Regions from separate parts of the Homo sapiens genome. Here region 1 is linked to region 2. Evidence: read pairs that join two places in POLR2A ChIA-PET (ENCODE). Cell type or tissue: IMR-90. All regions are shown on one strand. Links, peaks and the distances in the headings refer to the core of each region. The heading gives the core; the rest is flanking DNA.

Region 1 (4,400 bases), core at 308-4,307, 61 kb before region 2:
GACCTGATTCCAGTAATTGGCTCACCACCATAGCCCCTGTGATGAAAGTTTCGCCTTGAAGCTTTTCATCTTGACCCCTTTGATACCTTTGATTCTGTGTCAATGCCATCATGGCTTCCTTTATATCCTCCACAACTAAAGGCCCACCTGTGTTTTCCTCAGTCTTTCTAAAGTCCTACCCTGTGGCTTAGTCCCTCCATACCTGCCCTTAAGCTGGAGGAACCCCACCTCTCAGGCTCCAGGTGCACTTGTGTGGTGGATTACCGAAACTCTCCCACTCCAAGTCCCCATTCTCATCAACGTCCCTCCAGGGTCTGGCCAGGCTCCCTAAAAGCCCTGTCCAAACTATGAGCCACACCTTGACCTTCAGCATCAAAGAGGGCTTTACTGCAGGGGAGGAAGCTCCCATAAGAGCCAGAACGACCTGGGTGTGAGTCCCAGCTCTGGCATGTACCAGTGGGGCAGCCTTGGCAGGTCACTCACTTCCCTGAGCAATGGCTTACTCCCTGGTAAAGTTAAGTCAATGATGTCAGCCTCGCAGAGTGGCTGTGCAACAAGACATGAACATGTATGAAAACAGTCAGTAAATTTCTCCCGACTGAACTGAAATCCTCTGAAGCACCTGCCCTGTTGTGTTAAATGGAAAAGTGTGGTGTCCTTAGGAAGAAACTCTGACACTAGGTAGCTCTATGTGCAAAAGAATTTGCTGTGGGAAACCTTTCAGTACAACATGAAGTTCCATGATAATTCCAAACATATGTGAACGATATATAAGCTGTGTAGCAAAATCATATTGTCAGCCAAGTATACTAGGTCTAGGCATGATCTCAAGGATGGGAAAAGTTTGGCTTCACCTCTGAAAGGTAACCCTCAACCAAGAGGTAGCACAAAAGCATAATCGGTGGATGCGTTTCCCTCCCCCATCCATGCCTTGCCCAGATTTAATGGAAACATTTATACTAAACCTTGCCAAATTCACAGAAGTTTTTCCAGTTCCCATTACTTTGCTATTCAAAAGGAAGGGAGTAATCGCTTCAGAGGTAGGGTGTGGTACAGTACACTTAACAGAGTGCTGAAAGCAAGTTCAACACAGATGACCAATGTTGCCAGATTGCACAATTCTCGAGTTATTTTCGTGATGGGCAATGTTTTTCCTTTTTATTCCGTTTTCCTCCCTCTGGAGTTGGCTAATGATTTCCAGTGAATAGAACTCTGTCCAGTACAATCCAGTTAGCCCACAATGAACAGACTGTCAATGAGAGATGCTGCATTGACAGCCTTTATTTTAGTGGGCTCCCCGTATAGTAAAGATGGAAAAGGAACTGCTGTTGGGGGCATTCATTTGTAATTTGTGCTCTTGGTCTGGAAGTGGGCCATTAGCTCAGCAAAGATAATACAGAAACATACAATAAGGTCACCACTCTTTCTGAAGCCTGATCCATCATCTCTTGGAGAATCAATACCTGTATAGACACGTTATGAATGTGTTTAGTCTTTTCCTACGTGACCAGGTAGGAAGCTTCCTGGTCCAACCTGGGTGGGTGCTTCATGTTGGCTTGGCAGGTAGTGTCAGGCATCTGGAGATACAATACACATGTTTAGCTCCCTGCAATCAGCAGGCTGGTACATTCACTACCAGCTGCATTTTCTCTGTGATACTGCCGGAAAGAATGTGCTTAAAGTCACTATTGATTACTCTTTAATCCACACTATGTTAGGAGCAAAATTGAATCCGACAAGACATGGTATCTCTTTTCCACATACTTTGTGCATTCCAATAAAGAGGGCTGTCCTTGAGAGTATGAAGTGTGTATCCAAGAAGCCAGGCAGATTCCTTCGTATTCAGCCCACGGATTGTTCAGAGATTCCCAATTTCCTCCTGGGGAGTTGGGTGCAGGAGTCAAGAGAGATATTTGAGTCAGGGAATATTTCCCAAGAGGAGCCTTAGTATTTAAACATCCATTTTCTTTCTTTCTTTCTCTTTCTTTCTTTCTTTCTTTCTTTCTTTCTTTCTTTCCTTTCTTTCTTTCTTTCTTTCTTTCTTTCTTTCTTTCTTTCTCTTTCTCTCTTTCTTTCTTTTTTTTTTTTTTTGAGACAGAGTTTCACTCTTGTTCCCAGGCTGTAGTGCAATGGGCGTGATCTCAGCTCACTGCAACCTCCACCTCCTGGGTTCAAGCGATTCTCCTGTCTCAGCCTCCTGAGTAGCTGGGATTACAGGCGCCCGACAACAGGCCCGGCTAATTTTTGTATTTTTAATAGAGACGGGGTTTCACCATGGTGGTCAGGCTGGTCTTGAACTCCTGACCCCAGGTGATCCGCCTGCCTCAGCCCCCCAAAGTGCTGGGATTACAGGCGTGAGCCACCACGCCTGGCCCAGTTTTCATTTTTAAAAAATCTATTACATGCTCATGATAAAAAAAATTAAGCAGTGCACAGTGAAGAGTATACCCCCCTCACAGCATTCCCCCCTGCAGTTCCCATCCCCCCAGGCAACTACTGTTATGAATTTTTTTGTGTATCCTTCCAGAAAGAGTCTATGCATATAAGAGCAGCTTTGATTTTTGAGATGCATTTTTGTATGTTCAGTTCAAGTGGTTCACAAGATGCCTTTTCCAAATAACTCCATGGCAACGCAACTCTGGAACTCACACGCACATGGATGTATACATGGACACACACAGTCGTTCTTTTGAGCATAAAATGGAGGGGAAATGATGCAACAGAGAGTGAATAGAAGGCATATTCCAGTAAACCACAGTGGTTAGTGGCTTCTCAGATGGTTCCAGACAGCTTTTTATACAGAAATAGCTCAGTGAGAACACCCCAGCCTACTCAGACTGCAGAACAAATCCCAGGAACTTGCTTTTGTGCAATCTCCCCCTTGAAGCTCAAGTCTAAACACATCAGAGCTTGGCAGGGCTGCATGGGTACATTAGCGAACAGACAGAACACCCTGGCTCCTCAGGCGCTCCTTGTTTTTTTCCCTCTGGACCAGCAGATTTTTCTTACAGCTTACACCTGCTCCTCCCCGACCCCCAACAACATGCAGAAAAGGAAAGCCCCTCAAGTTTTCCTTGATCAAGAGGTTAAATAAAAAAACAACTCTCTTTCACACTCTAAGGGAAAGGAAAATAAAAACCACCAGTAGCTAAGACACACACACACACACACACACACACACAAACACACACACACATTTGGCAGAAATAAATTAAGAAAAATCATTCTATGTATGAGACCATTCTGAAACTAAGTGATGCATGATATTATGCAAATTTGCAAGGTGTATTTGTCCTCAGAATAGAGATGGCTGAATGGGAGTGATAGTGTCTTGATAAATTGTTGTTCTAGAAATTTTCCAGAACTGAAATGTGCAACAGGACATTTGAGAACTATCTTTTATCTAAATACTGATGTATTAATAATATAGCAGTATTAAAAGCACTGTCATAATTATTAGTAAAATTAGCTCATCTATAAGAGTCTGAATAAAAATGTCTCATCAAAAGCCAAATTCTAATGTAGGAGCCACATGGAAACCAATAGAAAAGAAACATTTCCACTGCATAGGCTGATATACTTGAAAATACAGGTCTTACTCCTGGTCAAAGAAATAGTTGTTTATACAGTTTTGAGGATACTGACAAGATCACTCTTAAGAAAATACTGCCTCACCTTCTGGCTAGTGCCTGAAAATCCTTTTCTAGTTGAGAAAACCTTAAATTCCTCAATAACAGATAAAGTATAATAGGCAAATTCCCCTGAAAAGAACAGCAATAATAATAATAATGCTAATTTCCTGAGCACTTACTTGTGGTAAATACGTTACTTTCGTTCTTACTCAGGACTCCACATGAATGATCTCCTTTAATCCCTGCAGAAGCTAATTTCCAAGATGGCTTCCTATAGCCCTTGCCTCTGCATATTCATGCCCTTCTGTGGGGGCTTTCCCTTCAATCTGAGTGGGCCCTGTGACTCTTTCGTAATCAACAGAATGAGGCAGAAGTGGTACCGTGTGGCCTTTGCAAGGCTAAATCAGGCCTTACAGCTTCTGCCTTGGTCCCTTAGGATGCTCATTCTGAGAAAGTCAACTGCTAAATACAAAATCCAATTATCCTGAAACCACCATGTTGTAAGGAAGCTCAAGCTAGCCATGTGGAGTAGCTGAGTGGAGAAAGAGATGCCTGGCCAGCCCTCAGCTATTCTAGCCAGATGTGTGAATGTAGAAGCCATCTTGGACATCCAGCTCCTTGTAGCTTGTGGATGGTTTGGGGCCCACCCAACTTCTGAGAATAGCTACATGTGAGACCCCAAGTGAAAACAGCCCAACTGGGCCCGGCCAACACACAGAATCATCAGAAATAGTAAAAAATTGCTATTTTAAGTCACTAAGTTTGGGG
Region 2 (4,400 bases), core at 320-4,319:
GTCTTTCATTTTCTTTAATCTAGAGCAATCTTTAAGTTGTTTTCTGGGAAGGGTGGGGAGGGAGGTTTTATGACAATGACATTTTTGAGAAGTCCAGACAAGTTGTCTTGTGAAGTGTCCCACAATTCGAATTTGTCCAATTATTTGCTTATGATTAGATTCAGATTACCCATTTTTTGCAAGAATAGCTAGTGTGTAGTGTTCAGTTCATCACATCGGGATGCATACTGTCTCAGGCTTTCCCATCATTCATTGCACTAAATTTGAGCACTTGGCTAAGGTAAGTGTTCAGCAGATTTCTCCATTGGACCTGGGTCACTTTTATTTTCCATATCTATTCATTTTTCTTAAACGACTTTTTGGGTTTTATTTCCTTATGCTCACTTTATTTGTCTCAAGACTTTCCTTCTTGGGAATAATTTAATTTTTTGCTATATCAATTTTGTTCCTTACTGATAAGCAGTGCTGCTCCTGATATTTGTAGGAATAAGAGCAAGAAAATAAATGCAGGGCCATCCTCCATATATCTAAATATTTAGAAGTTATAAACCAAACTAAGAAATTATTAAATTAAAAAATATGCTCTATCCTTCTTCTTTGACAAATATACTTTCATACTAACAAAATAGACAATATGTGTAAAAGCCATGGTTTTTACATGACTGAAATTTGACAAAATATTAAAGGTGATGCATGTAATTATAATTGGGCATATTTGAGTGTTCTGTTCATGGGCCAGCAATGGTTAGATGTGTACTAAAGTAAAAACTTTTATAGTTCATATGCTTTTTGTCTATTCATAACATTAATTTTTCTTTCATTTTAGCAAAATCACTCATTATGTTGGTATAATGAAGATTTTCATATAATTTGTTTTTTAAGAACTTTTTTACATTTTCTTTTTTTTTTTTTTTTTTTGAGACTGAGTTTCACTCTGTTACCCAGGCTGGAATGCAGTGGCACAATCTCGGCTCACTGCAAGCTCCACCTCCCGGGTTCAAGCCATTCTCCTGCCTCAGCCTCCCAAGTAGCAGGGACTATAGGCGCCCGCCACCACGCCCGGCTAATGTTTTGTATTTTTAGTAGAGATGGGGTTTCACTGTGTTGGCCAGGATGGTCTCGATCTCCTTACCTCGTAATCTGCCTGCATAGGCCTCCCAAAGTGCTGGGATTACAGGTGTGAGCCACTGCGTCCAGCCATTTTTCACATTTTCACGTAATCTTTAAAAAAATATATAGAAGAGGCTGGGCGCTGTGGCTCATGCCTCTAATCCCAGCACTTTGGGAGGCCAAGGCAGGAGGATCATGAGGTCAGGAGGTCAAGACCATCCTGGCCAACATGGTGAAACCCCATCTCTACTACAAATACAAAAAATTAGCTGGGTGTGGTGGCATGTGCCTGTAATCCCAGCTACTCAGGAGGCTGAGGTAGGAGAATCACTCAAACTAGAGGTTGCACTGAGCCGTGCGCCACTGCACTCTGAAGCCTGGCGACAGAGCGAGACACCGTCTCAAAAAAAAAAATTATATATATATATATGATTAAAAATTTAAAAAGAACAAAATTTGAATAATTTTCATCAAAAACAAAAAGGATGTAAAAATTTAAATTTTTAAATTGTTTTAATGATTTTTATATTTTTCTTCTAAAATTGAAATTTAAAAACTTTTTTTTTTTAAGAGACAGAGTCTTCCTCTGTCAACCAGGCTGGAATGCAGCGGCACAATCATAGCTTACTGCAGCCTTGAGCTCCTGGGTTCAAGCAATTCTCCCATGTCAGCCTCCCAAGTAGCTGGGACTATACAGGCACATACCACCATACCAGGCTAATTTTTTGAATTTTTTTGTAGAGAAGGGTCTCTTGATCTCTCAGCCTCAAACAATCCTCCCACCTAAGCCTCCCAAAGCACTGGGATGACAGGTGTGAGCCACTGCACCCTGCCTGAAATTTCTCTATCAAAAGACAAAACAGCCTGGGTGCAGTGGCTCATGCCTGTAATCCCAGCACTTTGGGAGGGTGAGGCAGGCAGATCACCTGATGGGTCAGGAGTTTGAGACCAGCCTGCCCAAGATGGTGAAACCCTGTCTCCACTAAAAGTACAAAAATTAGCCAGATATGGTGGTGGGCTCCTGTAATCCCAGCTACTTGGGAGGCAGAGGCAGGAGAATGGCTTGAACCCGGGAGGTGGAGGTTGCAGTGAGCTGAGATTGTGCCACTGCACTCCAGCCTGGGCAACAGAGTCACTCTGTCGCAAATAAAAATAAAAATAAAAATAAATAATAATTACATTGAACAAAAATCAAAATTACATAAAGTTGATATTTTATTTAGTATTTTAAAAGTTTAATACAGTAATAGTAAAAGATTTTTACATTGTAAAACTATTTGTAGTGTTAATGTTCAAAGTCCACATAGTTACCAATGTAAATAATTGGAACTACACTTCACATAAGTTATTTCTTGTCTGTATGTACATACACCTTTAAGAATAATATGTAATATGAGTTGTTTAATGTTGCAAAATGCTCCTCAGATGCCATGTGTAACAGTTGTGAATATGCTTTAATATTTTAGTACCTTCAAAACCAATGAATTAGATACAAAAAGACATGAGAGAATGAATGCTTGGCCTTCTGGGAAATAATACTTTCTTCAGTAAGAATCTATGGGATTCATGCTGAGACTATGTATCTGACAAGCAAGTGAATTGGTCTATTATCCTTCTTAAATTCTTCAGCTCAAATCTTTCTCATTCTCCTGAGCAGTGTCCATCTCTGATACTGGCAAAGGCGCAAAAACCTTCATGGCGTTTGGCATTCTTCGGTACATCAGAAGAAACCTTTCCTTGGGGCCTGAGGGTGTGGATTATGAGAGTAGGTTTAGGGTTGTGGGTTTTGCTGTGCCAGCACAGAACATCAGAGATGTCCACGTGTTCTTTAATGAATTTATCTTCCTGGTCTTTGTGATATCTTCGGTCCTCTAAAGAGCAGGGCCCAGAGCCTGGGTCTCTTTTATCTGTGAGTAATGTCATATATAAGAAGCAGAATCTATGAGTTATGATGAGTATTCTTTTAGTCTTTAATCTGTTTACTTAGAATTGTAAGTTTCTCTTTTCCTGTTGTTGTTTTGTATTTCATCTTGTCTTTAAGTTCTTATTTATAGAATTCATATTTTTTTAGTTGCTTTATAGAGAAGCCGTTATAGAGAATTTCCTTCTCTCCTTTGAGTTATATTTTCTTCAACACTGGGTTCCATATCTTTTTTTTCTTAGTCTGGTTGTTTCTTTGTCCTCCTTTTAAAAAAGTAATAGATTTTCATAATGCAGACAGTATTTGTTTTCATCTTCTTAATGTTTAATGTAGGGGAGTTTATCCAGACTTTCAATTTACTTGGGTGTAATTTCTCCTCAAATCCTTTCTCATTTTTGTGCAAGACCCATTTGTTTTGCCTTCTGGACTGTGGCTGGAGGGCATAGTTCTAGTGCTCTGTCAGCTTTTCTGTATCTATGCATTGGTGGGGAAAAGGTAGCTGTAATTTCCAGTATCCTTTCTTTTTTTTTTTTTTTTTTTGAGATGGAGTCTTGCCCTGTTGCCCAGGCTAGAATGCAATGGCGCAATCTCGGCTCACTGCAACTTCCGCCTCCTGGGTTCAAGCGATTCTCCTGCATCAGCCTCCCAAGTAGCTGGGATTACAGGGGTGCACCACCACGCATGGCTAATTTTTCATATCTTTAGTAGAGACGGGGTTTCACCATGTTGGCCAGGCTGGTCTCAAACTCCTGACCTTGTGATCTGCCTGCGTTGGCCTCCCAAAGTGCTGGGATTACAGGCGTGAGCCACTGCACCCGGCCTCCAGTATCCTTTCTTAGAGAAACTGGTCTCTAATATCTTTTTGAGGTTTTAATAAGTATCTTGTGTCAGACTTTCCTTTTCTATGATGGGTTGGATGTGAAGGGGGAGGATATGGAGGGGTAATTATATTCCTATTGGAAGCACCGATTTCCCTAAAGTGTGTATTTCTATTTCAGAGATTCAAAGCTGGCTGCTTAATCTCCCATCTCTTCTGTCTTCATCCTACCAACAGGTCAAAAATGACATTTTGAAGATTAGTCTTGCATCAATAACCAGGATGTTTTGAAATGGAAGAAATTGGACACAGGGAGACCAAAGAAGCTACTGTTACGGTAATGCACGTGAGAAATGAATTAGGTGAAAACATTGTATACGAAGAGAAAAAGATGAGCTCTCATAATTTGGAGAAGAAAAAACCCCATAAACTTACAGTGACAGAAGAGACATCCATAACAAAGGATTGGGAATAGATAACATTTATTTAACCCTAGGGACTGAAGGATTCATAATGCTATCTGCGGCATGCTGAAAACTGTATTGATTCTTC

Evidence for each region. Peaks named below come from ENCODE experiments on the same cell type or tissue, not always from the same donor. Only the 100,000 strongest peaks of a DNase experiment are listed, where the experiment ranks them.
Region 1: POLR2A ChIA-PET joins it to region 2 with 8 read pairs; 6 of 35 experiments call an interaction of 5 or more read pairs at or near these places.

What each region holds. Positions count from the first base shown.
Region 1 is chr6:13,760,029-13,764,428 of GRCh38, forward strand. No RefSeq gene overlaps it. Among named protein-coding and RNA genes, the nearest start is that of RANBP9, 50 kb to the left of the region's middle. In IMR-90, for the core only: no CTCF peak of the experiment used is centred there; a DNase peak (open chromatin) is centred at 2,773; H3K27ac peaks cover 932 bases.
Region 2 is chr6:13,820,991-13,825,390 of GRCh38, forward strand. It overlaps LOC107986571 (a long non-coding RNA gene), which reads left to right. Exons shown (of 2, transcript XR_001743986.3): 2 at 4,086-4,400. Among named protein-coding and RNA genes, the nearest start is that of MCUR1, 8.6 kb to the left of the region's middle. In IMR-90, for the core only: no CTCF peak of the experiment used is centred there; no DNase peak of the experiment used is centred there.